Linked DNA regions of Homo sapiens: region 2 is linked to region 1. A link is a loop called in an ENCODE intact Hi-C map of the cell type or tissue named here. Cell type or tissue: HCT116. All regions are shown on one strand. Each heading gives the region's core, and the rest is flanking DNA. Links, peaks and the distances in the headings are about the cores only.

The links. Peaks named below come from ENCODE experiments on the same cell type or tissue, not always from the same donor. Only the 100,000 strongest peaks of a DNase experiment are listed, where the experiment ranks them.
Region 2: a loop joins it to region 1, with 6 times the contacts of the local background. A loop is called at or near these places in 5 of 110 quality-filtered maps.

The regions. Positions count from the first base shown.
Region 1 is chr10:116,940,817-116,952,690 of GRCh38, reverse strand. It overlaps SHTN1 (shootin 1), which reads left to right. Exons shown (of 17, transcript NM_001127211.3): 6 at 685-782; 7 at 3,694-3,775; 8 at 7,673-7,767. Among named protein-coding and RNA genes, the nearest start is that of SHTN1, 58 kb to the left of the region's middle. In HCT116, for the core only: a CTCF peak has its summit at 5,280; DNase peaks (open chromatin) are centred at 4,690 and 5,350; H3K4me3 peaks cover 1,356 bases; H3K27ac peaks cover 2,143 bases.
Region 2 is chr10:117,161,015-117,172,888 of GRCh38, reverse strand. It overlaps MIR3663HG (MIR3663 host gene), which reads left to right and starts at 3,834. Exons shown (of 3, transcript NR_121651.1): 1 at 3,834-4,029. It overlaps MIR3663 (microRNA 3663), which reads left to right and starts at 5,115; the gene lies at 5,115-5,211. RefSeq lists an enhancer at 6,742-7,296. In HCT116, for the core only: CTCF peaks have their summits at 4,359, 4,560 (motif pointing right) and 6,911; DNase peaks (open chromatin) are centred at 4,611 and 6,938; H3K4me3 peaks cover 1,392 bases; H3K27me3 peaks cover 103 bases.

The DNA of each region.
Region 1 (11,874 bases), core at 1,849-9,848:
CATTTGAGTGACAGAAGTAACTTTAACACCAGAAGCTTTTGCGCTTACAGTTGATAATACTCTCATTCTAGTGACACACTTTTCATTGAATCCTAATAATAAAACTATGAAATAAATTTAAAAACAAAACACCCATGACTCTAGAGAGAAAATTACTAGAATTAACCCTTCTTTCAAATAGTTATATTTTGAATCAGTTCAAATAATGTCTAAGGACTATAAATTGGCAGCAAGTCAGGATCTTTTACTTCTAATCAAAATATCCAAATTATTAACATCCCAATTGTTTATATTTTATTGTGATAACAGCCCATGGCATTATGAAATAAAAAAGAAATTAGTACTACACCTTAATTTGTTTTGCTGAAAACTTAAAAAATTTTACTTCCAAAATGCTAGATAGTTTTCTAGAATGTGGTTTTGATAGAATGCAAAGAAAACATGATCTGGTACATTTAATGTAGTGAGGTTGCCTGATATAAAATTGTTAATATCCATGGCTATTTTGGGGAGGGCCACGCAAATGAGATTCTCATTGTCCTTTGGTTCTTCATTTCTTTTTAATTGTTAAATAATCTTGACCATAAGCTGCACATGGACTGGCATTTTCAATTCTTTTGACCAGATTGATTTCTTATTTTAAAAATAAGTTTATTTATATATTTTTTTTCTTTAAAAATGCAGAACTTCGAGATCAAATTGTATCTGTTCAGGAGGAAAAGAAGATTTTAGCCATTGAGCTGGAAAATCTCAAGAGCAAACTCGTAGAAGTAATTGAAGAAGTATGTATCTCAGGCCTGAAAGGCAAGGGCTTTAGCATTTTCAAGGTGTTTGGGGATTTGCTAAGTTAAGAACTTAATATTATAAGCCAATTTCTAACATGAGAACCATGTACCAATTTTAATCTTCTCTCCTCAATTTCAGACATAAAAAAAGGTAGAGGAAATAAGATGATGAAGATTCATGTACCCACTAGCTAGCTTAATAAATAAAATTCTGAAATAGCATGGACATGTTTCCTGTTGTTCCCCCAGTTTTTGCTATGTAAGGCAAATTTGTAAGAATAGTAGCTACTATTTCAAGTCATATATTTTATTGCTGCTGGTAGAGAAAGAAGAGCATGTTTTGCTTTTCCGGTGAATGACTGGTTCAATTGGGAAGGACTGTCCCTCTGTGCATCTCCAACACAGGCATTTATGATAGGTGGTAGGATGGGTTCAAGTGGTTGTTTACAGAATCTTTCTTTTCTGGTGTTTTGTTTTGTTTGAGACAAGACCTAACTCTGTCACACTCAGGCTGGAGTGCAGTGGCATGATCACAGCTCACTGCCGCCTCAACCTCCCAGGCTCAAATGATCCTCCTGCCTCAGCCTCCCAAATAGCTGAGAGTACAGGCATGCGTCACCACGCCTGCCTGATTTTTAAAAATTTTTATAGAGATGTGGGTTCCTGTATTTCCCAGGCTTACCTTGAACTCCTGGACTTGAATGATCTTCCCACCTTGGCCTCCCAAAGTGCTGGGACCACCAATGCAAGCCGCTGCCCTGGCCTCTTTTTCCTTTTGAACTGTCTTTCAGAACAAGACCCTCACAATTGCCTTTTATTTGCACGAGGCTTCAAGGATTTGCCTTCACAGTCTTGATTCTGGATTTAATTTGTATCAGTGGTTCTTAGATTCTGTAGCCCAGCACTTCCCAACTGATGTGCCAACTGCAGCTTGATAAAGTGACTTATGAGCATGCCAACGTATTGATCCTGTCAGTGAGCAGCCTCATCCAGTTACCTCAGTTTGCACACACATATTGTCATTTTCTTGGAGGCCATGATGTAAAAAAGGTTGGAAAGCAGTGTCTGCCAACTTCCCAGCCTGAGCTCCTTTTATTATTGTGGCAAAACATTGTAACGAATGGGAAGAAGGAAGATGATATTTTGGAAAGGACCTTACCGTTGGACAATGTGTACCAGTTACTAATTTAAACCAAAACCAAAAATAAAGCCTACACTAAAAGAACCAGTTAATAGATTATCTGGAGGTGCTGATGGATTCAGAGCCACTTTCAGGACCATTATCTTTGTTTCTTAGTGTGCTCTGTTCCTCAGTTGTGATTATTTACTGATGATTCTCTCGCTTCCCACTTAGAGGTATTATTGGAAGACAATTCAACAATTATTTTTATTATGGCTATTTCAGACATCTGAGAAGGCATAATGAACAAAATAATGGGGCTGAGTTCAGTGGCTCACGCCTGTAATCCTAGCACTTTGGGAGGCCGAGGCAGGAGGATCACTTGAGCCCAGGAGTTGGAGATCAGCAAGACCTCCTAGCAAGACCTCGTCTCTCAAAAAAATTTTTAAAAATATTAGCCAGGCATGGTGGCATGTGCCTGTAGTCCCAGCTACTCAGAGGGCTGAGGTGGGAGGATTGCTTGAACCCAGGAGTTCCAGGCTGCAATGAGCTATGATCGTATTACCACCCTCCAGCCTGAGTGACAGACTGAGACCCTGTCTCTAAAAAAATTATTTTTAATGAACATCCATATACCTGCTACCCAACTTAATTCACAGAATATTAGCATGGTGATGAAAGCCCTGGTGTAACTCTTTCTGGTTGCATACTCCTTGCTCCCTGCCCAGTTTCCCTAAACAACTGTTATTCTGAACTTGGTGTTTATCATGTCAGTGCATATATTTACATGTTCACTACAATACATAGTATTTTGAGTGTTTTTAAATATTATAAACATGCCTGCTTTCTAAATTCAATATATTTGAGATTTATCTTCTACCTTGATATATGTAGCTTTACTTTATGTTCTTTTTTTTTAAAAAAACTTTTCTATAGTATTCTCTTTCGTTGATAGACATCAAAAGTTACTTCAGAAATTTAAATTTTTGTGGGAGTATTTATATGTGTTTTATTTAAGCCAAGAGTCATCAGAGTTCAAAGTCTTATTTTAAAAGTTCATGTTCATCTTACTTAAGTCAAAAATAATCAGCATTTTTATTTTATTGTATTTTATTTAAATTATTATACTTTAAGTTCTAGGGCACATGTGCACAATGTGCAGGTTTGTTACATATGTATACATGTGCCATGTTGGTGTGCTGCACCCATTAACTTGTCATTTACATTAGGTATATCTCCTAATGCTAATCAACATTTAAAATGAATACCAAAATTGAGTATCGGATCTTGACTAAATGATTCTTGTATTTTCTGGGTGATCTTTAGTTGGATTTTTGCATTAAAAATATGAATCATGGCTGGGTATGGTGGCTCACGCCTGTAATCCCAGCACTTCGGGAGGCTGAAGCAGGAGGATTGCTTGAGCCCAGGAGTTCGAGACCAGCCTCGGCAACATAGGAGACCCCATCTCTATATTCTTTGTTTTTTTTTAATTAAAAAAATATGTATCATATACATTGGATGGCTAGCATACTGTTATGTTTAGGTGCCAGTGCCAACTGGAATATATAAATAAGTTCTGTACCAGGTATACATCCTAACTTAAATAGCTATCCTTGAAGCTTTAAAGAAGAGCTTTAATAAAAAGTCCTAACACATTGAAACCAATTTCTGCTTTAAATTGTAACTTCATGTTGAAAGTTGAACAGCAATTGAGTATCACACATTGCCATATGTCCTGTTTTACAATTTTTGGTGTTTTCTCCCCTCAAAATTTCACATTTTTAGGTAAATAAAGTTAAACAAGAAAAGACTGTTTTAAATTCAGAAGTTCTTGAACAGAGAAAAGTCTTAGAAAAATGCAATAGAGGTAAGTCTGTCCAGTCTTTTTTTCTCAAATACGTATGCGGTGTGTTCTGTTTGCATATATTGTGTGTCATTTTACACCTGTGCCTAAATATGACTGTAAATAAAATCTTCTCCTATATTGTGATTTTCTAGCATTGTGTCTCTCCCATTTCCATTGTTTTATTACCCAACTTAGAGTCTGGGGACATCTAAAAGTGATTTCACTTGAGGAACAAGGAACCCACTCATTTTGAAACTTCAAACCGAAATACTATTTCTGTCTTACATATATCCAGGGATCATGGCCTTTTTAGCTCTCCCCTCAGCATTTATATGTTTGGTAGGTTATTTAGTAAATCTCAATCCAGAAGAGGTTAGGCTGTCTACATAAAACATGTAACATTATGTGATGAAATTTTAAATTAAGAGGATGTGGAAAAAGGGATAAAGGAAAGTAAGAGTTAGATTGGTATACAAAGTGCATACTTGTTCTGAGGTCTTGCACATTTCCTGCCTGTGTGTTTGAAATCTGGTTCTGAGCTGTCTGACAGTCAGTGCAATAAGAGATTGATGATCATTTAAATGAATCACATGAAAATGAACCTAATGATCAGGAAAAGCAGACCTGCTCTCCTGGTGAGAGGGAAGTGTCTCCAGTGGCTATATCCAGAGAAAACTTTGTGTACTTTGGGCAACAGTGACTTTATCCATCTAGTTATAAAACACAGCATCAGCTCTCATCGGGGCTGTTTCATGTATCTCCCAGTTTAAGACAAGGAAGTGATGCCAAAGTGTAGTTCTGCAAAAATAATTCTGGAAGTGGTAAGAAGAACTTAATATACTTTCTGTTCTCTCTTTTTCCCTCAGTCACTCTCTTTCCTTGTTTAGAAGCTGCAACACTAACAGGAAACCTTTGCGACCCAGGGCCTTCCCTATTGTTATTGGTGGTAGCTGTCAATCTTTTTGTGATTCATCAACTGGGAATTTTTTTTGTAAATAAAGGACCTTGTAGTTAAATGTGGGCAATATGCTGGATTGTAACATTTCTCCAAGTCTTTCTGTATTTAAAGATAGAAATGGTGTAGAATTTTCAGTCTTGATTCACTGTGCTAGGAAAAGGGTTCTGCAAGGATTAATCATGTAGATCTTGCCTTCAGAGAGTCCCCTGTCTAGGAAGAGAGAAAAATTATATAAATAAATACCTGACTAGGACCAACCTGATTTCTTTCAGATTCCAAGTCAGAAGGGCCAGGACACGTGAAAATTCCCTTTTTATTATAGTGTTCTGGACATAGAAAAGAGAGTCAATTATCTTGCCTGGGCTTCAGATCGTCATAGTGTTCTTTGTTTTCTTCATGAAATTTCTTGTTTAAATAGGCTTGAAAATCATTTAGCTCTCAGGGACCTATAATTCACACCAAAAAATCACCACTCTTATTGCTTTACTTATTAGTCTTTCATCTGAAGAGGCTGTAGATTGAGTACAGAGTTTGAAATTCTATGTCATTACGCAGCAAACCAGTCCTTAAGTCAGTTAGGATTGAAGTGCCCTGGTGGAGCAGTGTGTGAAGGCAGCTGTTAAGAGAGCCTTTTGAAAGATTTTGTTGGTATGACTCAGCTCAGGGTGGAGGTGACTCACCAGAAGTGGATGGACAGTGTGCTGTCTGCCCAGCTTGTGCCTAATATCTAATGGTATCGTCACTCCCTCTGTCCTGTCATTATCACTATTTAACAAAATAGGCCACTGAATGTTGAAAATAGCAAAGAATTTATATTACTTTTATTTGACAGGACCTTTTGAAGCTTTCGGTCTTGCAGTAACTCCTTGGTACAAAGCTCTGATTCTTTGGTTCTGAATGCATCTAAGGCTGTTTCTCTCCTTTGTAAATATGGAGAACACTTAAAAATAACTTATATGTCCAGGCGCGGTGGCTCACACCTGTAATCCCAGCACTTTGGGAGGCTGAGGTGGGCGGATTACTTGAGATCAGGAGTTTGAGACCAGCCTGGCCAACATGGTAAAACCTCGTCTCTACTGAAATACAAAAATTAGCCAGATATGGTGGCACGCACCTGCCTGTAATCCCAGCTACTCAGGAGGCTGAGGCAGGAGAATCACTTGAACCTAGGAGGCGGAGGTTGCAGTGAACCAAGATTGCACCACTGCCTTCCAGCCTGGGCGACAGACATAGTGAGACTCCATCTCTCAAAAAATAAATAAATAAATAAATAAAACATATATATATATTATATATATAAATCATTTTATATATTTATATATAAATCATTTTATATATTTATATATAAATCATTTTATATATTTATATATAAATCATTTTATATATTTATATATAAATCATTTTATATATTTATATATAAATCATTTTATATATTTATATATAAATCATTTTATATATTTATATATAAATCATTTTATATATTTATATATAAAATATTTACATTTTATACATATGTATATACATATACATAATTTATACATTTATTTACATTTAATATTATATATAATACATATATTTTTATACATAAAAATGTATATATTCAGGTAGTATACTTTTTTTGGTGGAAAATTTAGATTCATGTAAGGAAAGAAAAAAATCTCAACCTTTACAATCCAGAGATAAGCACTAGTACCATTTTAGTGTATATTCTTCCAATCTTAAAAAAAACTCTCTCTACATATATACATATTAAATGTTTTGTTAAATATGTTTATATATATATTTATATATATATGGAAGACAGAGGAAATACCAGTAAAAGGAATCTCTTTATACTTGCTGGTACCTTACAAACCCATGAACATCCCTCTCTACTCTTACCCCTCCCTTGAATTTTTATTATTTCCTTTCTTTTATTTGTAGTTTTGCCAAATATGTCTATATCTCTAAACAGCATTGTTTAATTTTGCATATTTTTGAACTCTATGTAAATGGAATCATTTTTCCTGTAACCTTCTGCAACTTTTTGTGTTTGTGAGATTCATGCATGTGGACAGGCATAGCTGTGGTATGTTTGTTTTCACTGCTATATACTATTCCATTAGATGACTACACTAAAATTATTTTAAGTAGTATCCTATTGGTAGACTTTGGGCTGTTTCCATATTTCTGCTATTCTGAGTCATGCTGTTATAAAAAATGTTAGACATGTCATCTGGTGCACATGTCCAAGAGTTGCTTTAAGACACATGCCAAATGTCAAATTTTATCTTCAGTTTTTTTTCACTGCATACCAAATTTAATAAAACCATGCTTTAAAATTTTTACCAGTTGCCTCTTGGATGGGTGTAAGAAGTGTTTTTACTCTGCATTTCCTTGATTCCTAATGAAGATGAGCATCTTTCCACATGTTTATTGGCCTTTTGTATATTTTCTATTCTGTGAAATGGCTGTTGATGTGCTTTATCTGTGGCTTTTAAAGAACAAAAATGAATTCACTTTGCACTAATTTTTGCAATCTATTTTTAAAAATACATCACAGATGTCTTTCCATTTACTAAGTATGCTTCTACAATATAATTTTGATGGCAGAATAATATTTCTTGTACTACAATTTACTCATTCTTCTGTGTTAGAGTATTATGTCATTTCACTTTTATCAGCAATGAGGTAGAGAGCATCCTTGCAACCAAATGTCTGTATATGCTCATGTGTTACAATCTTAGCATATGCATTCCTGGAAGTGGGATTATTCAAAGTGTATGAATAGTTTTAGATTTTTGATTCACGTTGCCAAGTTGCTCTCCAAAAAGGTTTTATCAGTTTGTATGCCAACCAGGAATGCATGAGGGTACCTGTATGCTGGTATGAAAAATCTTTTCAACACTGTTTTTCATCCATATTCCTGATTATTTGTGTGACTTATTGTCTGGGTTTTTTTTTTCCTTTATCTTCTTAAGTGTCCATGTTAGCTGTAGAAGAGTATGAGGAGATGCAAGTAAACCTGGAGCTGGAGAAGGACCTTCGAAAGAAAGCAGAGTCATTTGCACAAGAGGTGGGTATCTTGTAAAAATCTTATTTTTTTTCTTGAGACAGAGTCTCGCTCTGTCACCAGGCTGGAGTGCAGTGGCGCAATCTCGGCTCACTGCAACCTCCGACTCCCTGATTCAAGCGATTCTCATGCCTCAGCCCCCCGAGTAGCTGGGATTACAGGCACACGCCACCGTGCCCAGCTAATTTTTGTATTTTTATTAGAGATGGGGTTTCACCATGTTGACCAGGATGGTCTTGATCTCCTTATCTCGTGATCTGCTCGCCTTGGCCTCCCAAAGTGCTCCCAAAGTGAGCCACCGTGCCCAGCCGTAAAAACCTTTTGAATTTTTGTTTTGTAAGGGACCTTGCAGACGACATATCAGACAAATTCTTGAGGTTGAATAAGAACTTACCAGTTTGAATTAAGGATCTGCTGGTTTAGGGAGGCAGATATAGAATAGTATCAAGTTCATTGTCAAAAGATCTGGGCTCAAATTTTGGCCATGTCAGTTACTAGTTGTAGTAGTGTATGACCTCTGAGCAATTCTTCAGCCTCTCAGGGCTTCACTTTTACCATCTGTAAAATGGACAATAATACAGACCTGACCAAGTGGATTTTAATGGCAAAATTTAAAAAAAGTGTTGTATAAACTATAAAATGCTATGTAAGGGAAAGGAATTGCATTTGGAGACAACCCATGACTTGTGATGGAAAGTCCAACTTGGGTACAAGATGCCTGTACATTTCAAATAGGCTTAAAATCTGGGATGTATCTCCATATACCATCTCAGATAACAGTATTATGGTATCAGTATTTCTCTTCAGCCATTGTGCAGTGCTGTCATTATGCCAGGAAGTTCTTCCACTGGCTGTGGAACACTGCCATGTAGTACATTCATTATCTCAGCGTTTCACCAGCCTACTGATCTTCCTCTTATGTTAGAGATCAGCTTTGAATCTCTTGTTCCGGCTTACCTGTTGACATGCAGTCGTTGGGTCTTCCATGGCCCTGGGGCTCATCCAGGGGGATGAGGAGTTCACCAATGGGCTAAACTCAAAAGCTGGTCTGCAATGAGATCTCCATCCTGTGGGTGTAGTTTGAATTTGTGTGCATACTGTAGGTTGAAGGAAGATAGCTCAGGAAATGTAAAACAGTCCTAGGTAGAGGTATCCAAGGCATAGAAGGAAGACAAAGCATGGCATTAGGGGAATGACATTTGAAAATCCAATGATGGTTTTGTGGGGGTCTTTCTGTGCTTGAGCATAGCTGTGCTAGCAGTGAACTCTACCGAAGGTTTAGGCCAAGTAGATCTGATTTGAAATATTATGATTCGTTTTATTTAGAGAGTTTAATGAAAGGTGAGTAAATATTTTTCTCTTATTACTTGGAAGAAAGAAAAAAGAATTGAAGTGTGTCAGAGCTCTCTGGAAAACGTTGGAGCAATATAAATAATGCAGTGAAATAAACAGTGGAGGGGGAGGGGAAGCAGGGATAATGTGAAGATGCCTTTATTGCAAAACTGGAAAGGTCGGCTGATTTTGACCTGAATAGCAGGTCTCATTTCAAGACATGTTCAGTTTTCCATCTGTTGTTTGCACAATGATGTTAGAATACAAAGCAGCTCAAAGAAAAACTTGAAGGCCATGTGGTAGCAGAGAAGACAGATGGAAGAAGCAAGGTTGCAGTAAGAAGACAAAAATGAATGATTGACTCTGCTGTTCACCTGGTCTTCAGTCTTAGTGGTTGGTGGAAACAATAATGCTGACATGTTAACCCAGAATGAGAAGGTAGAAGTTTGAGGAGAGAAAGAAAGCAAGAGCAATGGTACTTACGTTATTGGCAGCATAAATATTTGCAGTGGCACTCAACAATTTTACAATATCTAGATTCAATCTACACAATAGTGAGAAGAAAACTTTTTTTTAAAAAATAGCACCACGTTGGAACTAGTATATTTTCCTTTTTACAAAGTTTATGCATTCTCAGGTTTTCAACAGGTAAGTACTGCACAAAGACACATAACTTAGTTTAACAACAGAGTCCCATTCTTTTGCATTTTACTTACCACTTAGGGCATGCAGCAAACATCTTACTGTGCCAGACACTGTGCTGACATTGGGAATCCAGTGGTGAAGAAAGCAAATGTGAGCCCTACCCTCTTGGAGCTTATAGTCTAGAGCCTTAGAAATCAATTTTTAAGGTTAATTTACTTTATATTTTTAATTAAAAAGGAGTATGTGTGCCTTGCACAAAGATACAAATATTTTCTAAATGTATAAAATAAAAATTGAAAGTTACCCCCCATTCTTAACTCCCGCTAGTTCATTTAAAAAACAAAACCAAAAACTTAATCCCCCTCAACAAGAAAACTATCAGTTGTCTTCATAACTATATTAAAATTTTAAATTTCTTCAACATAATTAAATTTTTTGACCAGGCATGGTGGCTCACGTCTGTAATCCAAGCACTTTGGGAGGCCGAGGCGGGGGGATCAATTGAGGCCAGGAGTTCAAGACCAACCTGGCCAACATAGTGAAACCCCATCTCTACTAAAAATACACAGATTAGCCAGGCATGGTGGCAGGCACCTGTAGTCCCAGCTACTTGGGAGGCTGAGGCACGAGAATCACTTGAACCTGAGAGGCAGAGGTTGCAGTGAGCCGAGATTGTGCCACTGCACTCCAGCCTGGGTGCCAGAGCGAGACTCCATCTCAAAAAAAAAAAAAAATTACTGTAATCATAATGGTCACCCAAAACAATTCATTTTAATTAAATCACTGGTCTGAAGTTTAAGATACTGTGATGAAATATTGATTACTCTTTCTTAGAATGCTGAAGCTGCATCTCACCCTTCTCCAGCCAAGTGTACATGCACATACTCTTCCTCACTGCAGTCTCTATACCTCTCACTCTCACACAAATGGAAGAAGAATGTGGGTTTCATGTATATGCAATTGTTTATTTACCTGTTTGACTTTGTAATGTGTTTTAATTCTGCAGAAGAACCCTGTCGTAGTTTTGTAGGCTTTTCATAAATCCCTAGGCAAAGAAGGAAAGCTTCTGACCTTTTTTTCCCTTTCATAGGAAGACATACTGGGAAGAAAATGTTAGTGTTTTAGTATACTGTATTCATGACTTGACTTTGATGTGGAAGTCGATACTGATCAAGAGCTTAAGGATTGTATAAATCATTAAAGCTGTGGTCTTGCCACATGGAGGTTGATGGAAAATATTTTTGTCCTGAGTTTTATTTGCTGACTTTTTCTGTTACATGATGGGTGAAGTTGTTGAACAAACTAATATGAGGGCTTTAGCAAATCATTTTGCAGTTCAGAGCTTTCAGTTAAGTTATAATGTAAATTTTAAAATGCTGTTAAAAATCTGAAAAGGTGAAGCTCTATTATAAAATTGGTAGGCCAGATTTCAGAGTTTACAAAAACATTTCATACTTGGAATCACTCACTGGCCAAATTGGGTAGAGTGTTAAGGAAAAGAAATAACAGGTAAATAGAAATCAATATTATTTTCAATCATGTAAAGTTGTGAGGATTTGATGAATAACATATAAATTGCTTAATACAGTGCTCAATAAAATATACTGTCTCCCTTCTCCCCTTTACCCTTCTACTGTTAACTACTTTTATCACTAGGGAGAAACTAATTAGTTTAAAACAAAACATTAGATCTAGCAAATAGTAGAGGAACTTAGCCAGATGGTTAAGAGCTTGGGCATGTAAATCAGATATGGGTTTAAGTCCTGGTCTTGTCACTTACGTGTGTTCTTGGGAAAGTTGCTTAACTTCTTTGAGCCTCAGTTACCTTATTAGTAAAATTAGATGATAGTAGTGTCTACTTGATAGTGTTGTTTTAAGGATTATATGATATAATGAATGTAAAATGATTCCCACCATATCTATCACATAGTGTTTAGTAAATGTTACCTATTCATAGTAGAAGCACTTTAATAGGATTGATGTAAGGATTAAAATAATCCATATAAAATATTTAGTGGAGTACACAAGGTAAATTCTTGAGAAATATTAGCTACTACTATTAATATTAATGTATCTTAAAGCAATAATAAAATATTAAAAACTGAAGAGTAAGACCAGCTTATTGTATAAATA
Region 2 (11,874 bases), core at 2,664-10,663, 220 kb before region 1:
CATTTTAAAAAAAATGGCCTTATCAAGGATGAGGGTTTTGGCATTTGTGCAAAGCCTGAGGTTTTAGGAAAATGTCGTTGATGAACTGACGCTGGCAAGACTCTCCATTTACAGTAACCTGTGACTAGAAATGTCTCACGTTGGGAGAAAAATGAGGAATCCGGGAGAATAAGTGTCATGGTGGGTTTATGTGGGGCATTTTCTTCTTTGTCCAACACCTCAGATCTGCAACCAAACCAGCAAAAGCTAGTACGTCTCAGGAAAAACTTCTGCTTGTTACCGAGCTTCCTGGAAAATTGCATTTGGAGAGCTATGAAGGCTTGGCTGTGAGTAATTTGTTTTTTAAATAGCTCTGTTAGTTGGTCCACATTGTGTTTTTCATTCCACCAGAGCCGAAGGTGGTGTTTCTTTTGTTTATGGTATTAGTGTTATATTATTGGTGATCTCATTGTTCTTGTTTGTGACATGTTTACCTCAGTAGGACAGTTATTGTAGGAGGGAAGTCGGGAGCCAGTCTACCCACCAAACCTGCAGAACTAAAGAAAAAGACTCCAATCTGTCCCGCAGGGTGCATATTACTCCTTTCTTGGATTGTTAAATTCTAATTATAGGCTGTTGATCCCCATTAGAACCATTTGTAAGCCTAAACACTGTTGTGCAGCATCTTTTGCCAATAGGTGTGTTTCATTCCAATCGTTGTATAAAACATAACATTCGTGCTTTTGGGGGACTACAACAGGTTAGTGTTCTCTGGCAAAGTTGGACAAGAAATAGTCAAAATATGACTCAAAACTAAGATAGTGCAAACAAAAGTACACTTTGCCTTGATGTTTATTTATTAGGGATTTCTGAAACCCTAGGACACTAGAGCTCACCTTTCAGATCTCAGACCTCAGATGCCACATCGTCAAGGAAGCTCTCCTGGACTGCCCACTTCCACATTCCTGGGACAGCAGAGATCTCCCCCAGCCCTGCCTGGCACTTGACACAGTGGATCATTTCACAGGACTGGGGGATTAGTTAACTGTCTTTCCACTAGATGGAAAGTTTCAGAGGAATCCTGTCGGGATTACCGATGCCTAGTATGATGCTTAGCACACAGTAGGCATTTAATAAATGTGTTGTGTAGTGCCTGTGTACTGTTTTATTTGGGAATCTTCAGAAGGTAAGAAAAGCAAATGGATACATTCATAATAAGTATGAGATGTGGAGAGCAAGCAAGTCCGTAGATTATAAGACGTAAGCAAAATTCATAGTATGTGTTAAGTAGAAGAGGGGATGAATAAGATGGAGCTGTGAGACTCAGGAAGAACTCACAGAATTCACATGGATAATGAGTAAATCAATAACCTGTGGGAGATGTTGAAGACAGATACAATAAGTGGAACATATAATAGAACAAACCAGAGTGCTATGGACCAATAGAGAGACATTAAAAGACCAAGTTGTAAGATACATTCATGCTACATCAGGGCTGACAGCTATCTGATTCCCAAAATCAGCCACTCATCCATCGGTGACACCCATTATGGTCCCAGTTGTGTTCTGCCCAAGAAGCACAGATAAACAGAGAGAGCTGTTCAGGAGGCTAATGGATGCTCCTGCTGTGGCCAGGAGAACTTGCCCCTGGCTCTCCAATAGCAAAAGCGTGTATCGTTGCCTCGGGCACCTTCTTTCTGTTGGGTCCCTTCACTCATCCTCAATTATGGTCCTTGTAACCACATCATTAAGAAAGAAAGTTAATATGGGTGGGAGGGATATGGGTGGGAGGCAATATGTGAACATTGCATATTAAATGGCCCAGGATTCAGGAAGGGGACTTCCCACCTGCTTCTGTGGTATATGTGTTAACCTACCCCATCTCTTTCCTCTTGCTTCTCATTGTGTGTTTAAAATTTATTCAACAATCTGTATGATTCAAGTATCTTAACTAGATCTTTCTATTGTATTACCTCCAGAATAGTTTGCCTGGTAGCGCAATAGTTTGCCTGGAGATTAATTTCCTATACAACATATTGAAATAGTGCATTGTGAATTGGCTACTATGACTGCTGATTAGGGTGAGGGTTAGGGTTAAACCAGTTTCTGAATCTAGCTACTCCCCCCTACCATAAAAACCACTTGCATTCAACAATTAGCCATTGCATTAAGTGCTAAAGATACAATGATGAGAAAACAGCCATGATTCCTGCCCTCATGAAGTTTAGAACAGAAGAAAGACTATCTGGTAATCACACAAATAAGTAACAAATAAATCTAACGTTTTAACCAGTGATAAACCCTCTGAAGAGAAAGTGCACTGAGGTCCTCTGAGAGCATATGCCAGGGGAATTTGACCCATTCAGAGAGGGTTAATTAAGCTAAGGGAAAAGGCATAAATGTCTCAGGCAGAAGGAATTGGCTATGCAAAGGCCACGTGATGGGATGATGTCATCAACCATTCTTTCAGCAGACAGCACTGACCCCGTGTGCCCAGCCGCATGCTAGAGGCAGGAATACAGGGGAGAAAGACCAGCACTGCCCCCAAGAAAAGCCCACGATGACTGTCGGACCTAGGAGGATCCTTGGAGAACCTGAAAAGGTTTCACATTGCATGGAGGATAAGACTAGAGCCTTATAAGATAAGACATCACTGAGAGTTCAGTTGTTAATCCTGGGAGGGGTGAACTCATGAATGATCACTGGGTGTGGTGGTGCATCCCTGGCTCTAGTCTTACCCTCCATGCAACGTGAAAACTTCTGATGCCCCAACTCAAACCTAATTTTCAAGCCTTCGTTAGCTAAAATCTCACCGAAGTCCAGCTTTAGGAGAAATAACAGATACTATTCCCTGGCTTATGCCAAACTCTTTACATGCATTGTTTTGTTTTTTTATCTTTGTAACAACCATGTGAGATTGCACTAAACTGACACTCAGAGAGAAGGTAAGTCATGCCCCCGAGTCATTCAGCTAATAAGTGAAAAGAAAAAAAAAAATCAAGATCCAAACCCAGGTCATTCTGGCCCTAGAGCTGAAACTCAGTGAAAACCAAGCTCTAGCCAGGAATTGTGGTTAAAATAAAGCTTCAGCCAGCTGGATACTCCAGGGTGTTTAGGAATGTGAAGTTTGTGGGTATATCTTGGTATTGTGGTTGTGTTGATGCTATTGTAGTTTTGGTAATGTGGTCATCTCTTGACAGTACATGCTGAAATGCTTGCAGATTAAGTGTGGCAAGGTCCAGGTTTTACTTCCAAATAATCTGTGTGAATAGGGGAAGCAGTGTGTGTGTAGGTTTTGACAGCTGGGGAGGCAGAGTCCGTGGGAAGGAGGGGAGGAAATAGATTGACCATAAAATAGATTTGCCTTCGTTATTTGGAGGTTGGGGACAGGTGCATGGGAGTTCACTATAATATTCTCTTTTCTTTCCTATATGTTGGAAATTTTCCATAAAATGTTTTTTTCCAAAACAAGTTAAGTTCTGGGTTATGTTTTGATGGCCTACTCCTTCATCTCCAAATCCCATAGACTTTCACAATTATATTTGCCCCCGTAATTGGAAGTTGTATGGGGCTGTTTCAAAAATCTGAGTCATCAAAGATGTAATTGACTTCCTACCGCCGGATTAGCAGGCAAAAATGTACCCGATACTTTCTCTACCGGCGCTGTGTTGGGCTCTGGGCTGAAACCCAGTCTCTCACAGGCCCTCGGAACAGCCCCACCAGTTAAGATCCATCCCTGACTTCCAACTCTGTAACTAGGGACAAGTTAATTGACTCCTCTTAGCCCTTAGTGTCCTCATCAATTATTACGTGGTAATAACCCCTCAGAGAGTCGCCGGGAGAATTAGCTCGGCGCGGTGCATGGGGCTAGAACTCAGGGCCCAGCAGGTCTGACAATGCAGGTTTCCCCGCTCGCCTGTTGGGTTTTTGAAACGCCCTCAGCGGGGTTTTCCTCCTAATTCTGGTTTGGAGGAGCCATCTCTCTCCATCCCGTCTGCCAGCGGGGTTTGCTTCACACACAGACGTGGGCAGATGGCATCGGGGACACAGGTGTGACTGCCGAGAAGGTTGCGGCGCATTGGCGGTTCGGTTCACGGGACGCGGGCGTGGGGTGTGTGGGGTGGGATGGTGTCGGGGGCGGGGGGGGGTGGACAAGAGGGTGTTTGGTGGTGGTTGGGAGTCCCGGCGATCTTTTTAAAATTCAGATGCCAACAGTTCTCCACCCCTGAACTTGAATGGGCTTTGGGTTTTTGTTTATTTGGGGCTTTTCTCCTCTTCCAAAGCACAGCGCTTGCCCCCAGCGGCCTGGCGTCGGGCTGGAGCCCGGCAGAGGGAGGGAGGAGACCGGCATCCGCGCTCGCTGATCAGAGAGAGCCGGGCCTGCTGCTGGGGAACGTGGAGGGGCTCCGGACAGCCACGCGCCCTGGCCGGTCACGGAAAGCTCTGAGGGACATTCGGTCGGCCGTCGGGGAAGAGGCTGGCCGCCGCAGCGCGAACTGGGGGTGCGGGTGGAGCGGCTAGAGGCGCCGGGGTGAGTGGGGATGGAGCCCCGAGGGCGTGGTGCGCGCTCGGCTTCCTGCCGCCAGGGGGCGCCCACAGGCAGAGCCGGGCGGGGCGGCAGCTACAGAGAGAGGGGTGCGTGGAGAGCGACCAGGCCAGGCCTGCAGAGCGCAGCCCCGGCGCCATGTCTCCAGGCTCGTTCCGACTAGTGTTGGGTCACCCTCGGCTCAGCCCCGGGGGAGGACGAAAGGGTTGCGTGCAAGGCCTAGCACCCAGTGGCCATTCATTAAATACGTGCTGGCTGACGAGCTCAGGAACGGCTCTAGGGAGCAGCTGGCTCGGAAACCTCAAGTCCAAGCCCACTCATTCCCGTCTCCCTCCCCGACGGCCTTTTAGTTACCGTGCCCTGGGCCGCGACGGCTTCCTTTTAGATTGGGGCAGCAAGGGAGCCCCTGCGCAGCGAGGACGCCGACGGGGCGGCGGGGAGGGGTTGTCCGGCGGTATCCCCGCTCCGTGCTCCTCGCCTTCCACTGCCTCCCCGGGACACAGCAGTCATGGCTTCGACTGTGACTTCTTAACTGGCTCCTCCCTGATCGCTGAGCTAAGCCACAGGAGAAGGGGAGGAGGGCTTCCTTCCCGGGACCTTGGTCCAGGCGCTGGTCTGCGTGGTGCTCGGGTGGATAAGTCTGATCTGAGCACCACACAGGCCGGGCGCCGGGACCAAGGGGGCTCGACAAGAGGATCTCAGAACAAGCTGAGTCTCTGGAACTAGCTGGGGTGCGTGGAAGTACGCGCCACGGCCCGCGATTCCTGGGAGCGTGTCTCAACTTCTGCCAGTGCCAACGCAGGAGAGAGAATTGCGGCTCAGAGAGGGTAGCGTGAATGGAAACCGAAGGGCGAGAGCTTGGCTCTCTAATGCCACCCAACTTAGTGGTTCAGAGCTTGGCCTCCAAGGAAGATTCAGTTCAAGTCCCCGCTCTCCAACTTACCAGCTGTGTGATCTTGGGGGAAGTTAACCTCTCTGAGTCTGTTTCCTGCTCTGTAAAATGGAAATTTAAAAACTTAAACATCTACTTCGGTCGAGGCTGTTGTGAAGAAGTGGGATTGTGGGTGCATAGCTCTTAGCACAGTGCCTGGCACAGGTTAAGGCTGGATACGTGGCAGCTGTGAGGCCCAGTGTTCTCGTAGCTGGCCTGGCCAGATGCAATCATAAGCGAAGATGACTCACTTCCCACAGCAGAGGTGTGCGAAGCCCTGCGCACCTGCTGTAGTCTGCACCCGGGCAGAAGAGAACCCAGGAGCGTCGGGACCTCCAACACTCAGCCCTCAGGGCTGAGGACACTGCGCTGTTTCTGCCCCTTCTAAAACCGGAGGCCGCGATGCCCCTGTGCAGTACCGGCTGGCGCCCACCCTACAAGCTGATTCCTGGGGGCCTTTCCTGCAGCGGACGCCGGCAACCATCACGACCGACCTTGACTGAACACATGTGGGCATCCTAAGGACATTACCTCAATCCTCACACCATTCCTGAAAAAAAAAAAAACAAAGAAACTGGTGCTCAGAGAGGCGAAGTAACTCACTCAAGGTCACACAGCTAGAGGGTGGCCAAGCTGGGACTCCAACCCACTCTGGCTCCGGAGCTGGCGCCGCTTCCTTCCTACCTCTCTATCAAGCTCAGTCTCAAAGCCTGGGACAAACCATCCGGTTGGGGTGGGAAAGGCCACGCACGTCCTGGGGTCGAGGACCCTGTGCCCACGACAGCAGTCTTCTCGGCACCCGTAGAAGCCAGTGCCAGACAAGTTGGGTTGGAAGGGGCAGGCTGGGCTGGCGGAAGGGGGCTCTGGGCCCCGCCCTGCCTGCGCCCCCCGCGGATCACGCCTCCGTGCTCAAGCTCCTGCCAAGTTTGCCCCCATCTCTCAGGTGCCCTTGGACTGAGTGACTAAGCACCTCGGCACCTCTCCAGCCTGGGGTGCGAGGAGGGGCTGGCCCTGATACCCACTTCCTTTCTTCTCTGGAAAGCCAAGGTGCCAACGAAAGATGCCCTGGAAGCTGGTGTTCCTTAAAGAATGAACAGTCCCAGCTCCAAACGTGTCTCTCTGAACGCAAGCCTCTTCCTTCCGTTCGCCTGGGCCTGTAGTCGAAGTCTCCTTGGGTCCCCAGCCCCCTCCCGGGTAGACGTCAGCCTGGAGGTGGATGCCGGAGTCGAGAAGGGTTGCGGACCATGCTGGGGACCTGGCTCAGGCAGTCAGGGGTCCGGGTCCTCTTTGGGGAAGTGAGCGCTTGAGGAGGAGGGAGAAAGGCTTTTGAGTACGGCTTGGGGGGACTTCTTGAGGTCCCTCGGGATAGCTTCTCTGTTAGGCGTGTAGCCAGGAAAGGAGAAAAAATCTGTCCCGCGCAGCCCAGGGAGGAGCCTTGCAGCTGCGGAGGGGGGCACTTTCGGCGCTGGATACCAGGGGGCAGTGCTGCGCAGCGAATCTGCCGGGCTCCAGCCGGCAGCCCGGGGCAGCAAGTTTGCTGAATTCCCTCTGTCTCTCGAATCCGCTACGAAGTTCCTCCCAGGGCGCTCCTGACGCCAACAGCCCCCTCGCCCCGTAACATGCGAAAGAGGGCACGGTCCTCTCTGTCCGCGCGTTGCCGTCGGTGCGGGCGTCCTGGCTGTCTTTCCTTGGTAAAGGCAGCTACCACCGGGTTGGTTTTTGACCACTGACTTGGCCCTAGGGAAACGTAAGGTGGGGTGGCGGGGTGCCCCGTCGGGTTTTTGCAGGCCGTGTGAGCAACCTCAGAGTAGAGGTTTGAGGGGACTTTCTCAGCCTGGGCTGGAGCCCCCAAAAATGCAGGCGCCGCCTTTGAGAGGAAAAAAAAAAGCGCTGGAGGTTGGCCGCCTGCATTTGATCGCCTTCCGAGTTTACGTAGAAATCCATCCGAAGAAAGGTCCGATAGAAGGCGGAGAAGGCGGAGGCCCACCCCTGTCCAAGTACGAGCCATCCCCAAAGTACAGGGATGAGAAGGGGGGCTGAACCTTCTCTCCAGGACCCAGCGCCAGGCCCACTACACCCCCAGAATCGGTGTTGTTTGGGAAATGCCTTTCTATCCTAAAGGAGGCTGTGTCCAGGCTTAAAATATGCAGAAGCAGTGAGCAGACGGGACCCGGTGACGTGCGCGGGGCTTTTCCCACCCAAGGGGCTAGGAACTCCACTCCCTGTCCCGTCCCGGGGAAAGAGACCGAGCACTCGGCTCCGGGGCCAAATGTGAGTCCAGGAGCTTGGTGAAATAGAAACCGGACATATTCTCTTTGGACTCGGCCTCCTTTTGCTGGGATTTTTGTTTTTGGTTTCTCTCTCTCTCTCTCATAGCGCTTTGCAATACATAAAATAAAAACGCATGTCTGTGTGTGAATGCTTTGCCCGTTCTTTGAAGAATTCACACTTTAAAATTGCTTTCTGTGAGCGCAGAGGAAGAACATATAAACCACCGTTATGTAATTTGAAACCATCAATAGCCCCCTTTTAAGGTTGTCTTTATTGTGGGAAGTCAAGGTAATGATTTTGTCGCTGTCTAATTTCATCCCAATGTATGGCGTTGCTTTTATAGCCTTTCAAAGGTAAGTGAAAGGCATCAATCTAGGGCCCTTTTTCTGGCCGATTAACAGTTTAAACTGGTTTTCTAACCCTGTCACAACTATTGGGCTGATAAACAGGATTTCTGCGGAGGCATTAGCAAGTCTGTAAATAAATCATTAAAAAAAAAAAACACACACACACACACACACCACCTCAGGCAATTCTAAGTTCCTCTGACAAAAATAAACCATAAGTCCACAGGGGTGTATGTGTGTATGCATGTGTGTGTTTCTCACCTCCAAGAAGAGGTAGTTACAAGTGACCTCTCAAGAGTTATTTGTGTCCTGGTTATTATTATTACTACTATTGTCATAATCTTAGGAGAAAGTGAACAAGCTGACGACACAGGGATGGAAATCAATGAGCTTGTGGGTTCTGCATTGACTCTACCTTATTGTAGGAAATGTCCCCCTTTAATCATGGGTAAGCCTGGCGCTGCTGCCAACCTTCTTTGACATAGAACGGTCCAAATAGAAATATCCCGTTTTATTGCAACGGGTCCTTGGAAGAAGATACTTTATGTGGACGGTACTGGGACAACTGCTGAAGAAACGACAGACATGAAGGCATACTTGACACCAACATAGAGATACCCATCCGTCACCTTTGATCTCCCCTCCCCCATGCCACTGAGAAATAATTTTTTAAAAAATAGAAGCAAAATGGCAAACTAGACAATTTGAGACTTAAATAAAAATAGCTTTAGGCCCAGACCCACTGGAAGCTTTTTCTTTTTGACGCTGCCGTGTTTCTCTGATGCAACAGAAACCTCTGACCCCCCGCCCGGGGTCTCGCACCAAGGCCAGACAGCCCCGCTCCCGGGGTCACCCGAGGGTTACCTTTGGGTGCAGGCGCGGCCTTTCTCCGAAGGGAGGGGCAGCTCCCCTGCCCCTGCAAAATGAAGGAGAAATGATAAGCAGCGGTGAAACCGTCTAGAGGCCCAGCCTGGCACCCGCCCCGCCAGGTGCTGGGGGAGGCGACAGCCTGCAGCGCCAAGGGGATGCTCCTCGGGCGCAGCGGGCGGGACAGCTTGGGCTGTCCCTTTTGTTTTCAACGCTCCTCTTGCGGCGAGTTCCGGGAGTTTAGGGCCCCGGCCCAGAAAGGAAAAAGCGAGAAGGCGCGTCTGGGCTCTGTAGGAGTGCAGCCGCTGCCGAGTCCAAGCGGCCCCAGGCCAGGCCAGACGTTGAGGTGAGGTTGCCCAGCAGGCGGGGACCCCAGCTCGGAGAGGGTTCTCCGCGTCCCCAGCCGTCGGCGCAGGAAGTTGAGGCGGCCAACATGCCTTCGTCCCCACTCGACTCCCGGGCCCACGTGCTGGTCCACGCCGGGGACCTGAGAGCATCGCGACTAGGGGGCTGCGGGACGCCTCCCGAGCGTCGAGGAAAGACAGGACCGGGGGGAGCAGGCGGGGCCCACGCGGTTGCATTTCTCGCCCCGCCGCCGCCTTCAAGAAGCAGAACCCGGAGCCCCACCTGCACCCTCACTCCGGCCCCCGAGCCCGGCCTGGCCGGCAGTGCTCGGGGAGGCCCTGGGTGGCGCTGTCTCCTCCCCTCCTGCAAACGCCACCGCCAGAAAATCGCTCCCACCCCACCCGGCCAGGCGAGCCACCGACCCGGGGCTGCGTCCGCCTCGGTTCAGCCTCGGTTCAGCCTCTCCGGGTGCGGATCCCGGACCCGGCCAGCAGACGGAGGCTGGCGGAGCGCAGAGTCCCGGCGACTCCCACCTCCCGGAGGGGGCACGGGGACTTGCGTGGGGCGGGCGGGGGCCGGGATTCCGGGCGGGGCGAAGGGACCCAGCTCGGCTGCGGGGCGCGCGGTCGCTCTCCCTCAGGACTGCGGCTCGGATCCCTCCCTACCTCTCCCGGTCCCTCGCAGGACTCTACATCGCCTTCGGCGTTTCCTCTCCCTCCCGCAGTTTCCACCCTTCGGCTTGTCTTACTCTCGGCTCCTTCGCCCACCCTTTCCTCCCCATCCTGTCCCCCGCCCCCACTCTTCTGCAGTTTGTAACTGAGAGCGCCCCAAACAACCCCATCAAGCCAATAAACCCAAAATGTGAGCACTGCCCAAACCCGTGTGCTTATCCTGCCGCTTCTAGAAGGCAAATTGATACGGGGTGGATTTGGAACGGCTTTCTCAGAGAGGCCCGAAAGCTTTCAAAAATTCTAAGTCAGGAGACAGCTGGCTGTTTTCTTAGCACCTCTGCAGCGCTGAGGATGTCTTCATCCTCCTCAGACACCCCCAGCCCGGGGATGTTAGCCCATTGCCCAGATGGAAGACAGAGCAGGGAGGTAACCCCAGCGGTTACAAACTTGATTCTTCTCATGTGGTGGACTCCAGTCTTTTGAATACGATCTCTACCTCTTGTTTTCCCTTCTTATTTAATTTCTTGATGTTTTCTTGGATGGTTTAAGCGACAGGAGGAAGAGAGGGCAAAGGCAGCCCCCGTACCTTTCAATAGAGTGAAATGGCCTGAAATTACAGCTACATAACTATCAAAAATGAAACTGTGTTTGTGAAAATCTGTAACCCTAGCTATGTAATTGGAGACATTCATGAAAGAAGGATATTGCACAGGTGAAAGTGATTTTTCAATTGCTTTCATATTTTTAATATTTTTCCAAATTGTTGAGAGGACTTTTCCTGAATACAAGGATGAATGTTTCGGCTTGGAAAGTTCAGTGTAGCCCTAGTCATTGGAAGGCTACAGTTATCATAAATTGCTTTTAAAGTGTTTATTAAAGTGATTGAAATTTGTTTCTTTAAAAAAAAATAGTCTCTGAACTTGCAAACTTCCTACCTTACCAAATAGACTTTCCTGAGACTTGAAAATGGTTCCCATGAACTTTCTCATGGCAAAATTACACAGTAAACATGTTCCTGGAACTCTTTTTTAAAAGGAGTTGGAGCCCAATCTTCACAACCATTCATTTTCCTGCCAGATTCTTTGCATTGGGCATTTCCTTGTGTGCCTGGGACCTTACTGTTGTTGAAGCAGAAGTTCTCATATAGGAAATTTTGCATTACTGAAGAACTCTGCTTTAGGGCAAAGGCTGAAATGATACAGGTTTAGGCATCCCATGCCTACTGAGTGAGAGGTCATCGCATTAAATATTTTGAGCATGCTGACAAGGTAAGGAAGATGCAGAAACTCCTGACCAGATTCATGAAGGCTGAAGACAGAATTCTAAGCAGTCCCTTGTTTTGCATGAAGCACTGTGATATTGAGGAAGAGGAGGCGTTAAGATCGGAATTGCCCAAAGTGTCTACACACCTTCATATTTGTTACTAATTATCACCCCTTTTCCACTTCTCGTTGTGTTTGGCCAGCCCTGAATACCTGGAGACTGATCCGAGAACTGTTTGCTTTCGTTTCTTCCCACATATTTTTATTAACAACTTGAACTGATCCTGCCTAATCCAAATTCTTATACTTTGATCTTGTTCCTTAGCATCCACATTAAAGAGTTTTTCTGTTTCCACCAAATTTTTACCTCCCCCCCTTAACTTTTTCCCTATGCTAGTTCTCTCTGCTTATTATTCTCCCATTTATTCTCTCGACTTGAGGTTTCTGTGATGGTTACTTACATTAGTGACCACATTGCCAAAGCACCTTCAAAAGTAACTGATGCCCTTTATTACGTACTGGAGTTGCGTTTAACCAGGGAATCCTCATCAAGCCACAAAGGTGAGGGAGAAAACTGAGATAATTACATACAGGTAACAGGGCAAAAACACTGTTTTGTCTCATCATTGAGTTTTTTCCAAATGAATGTTTTTAA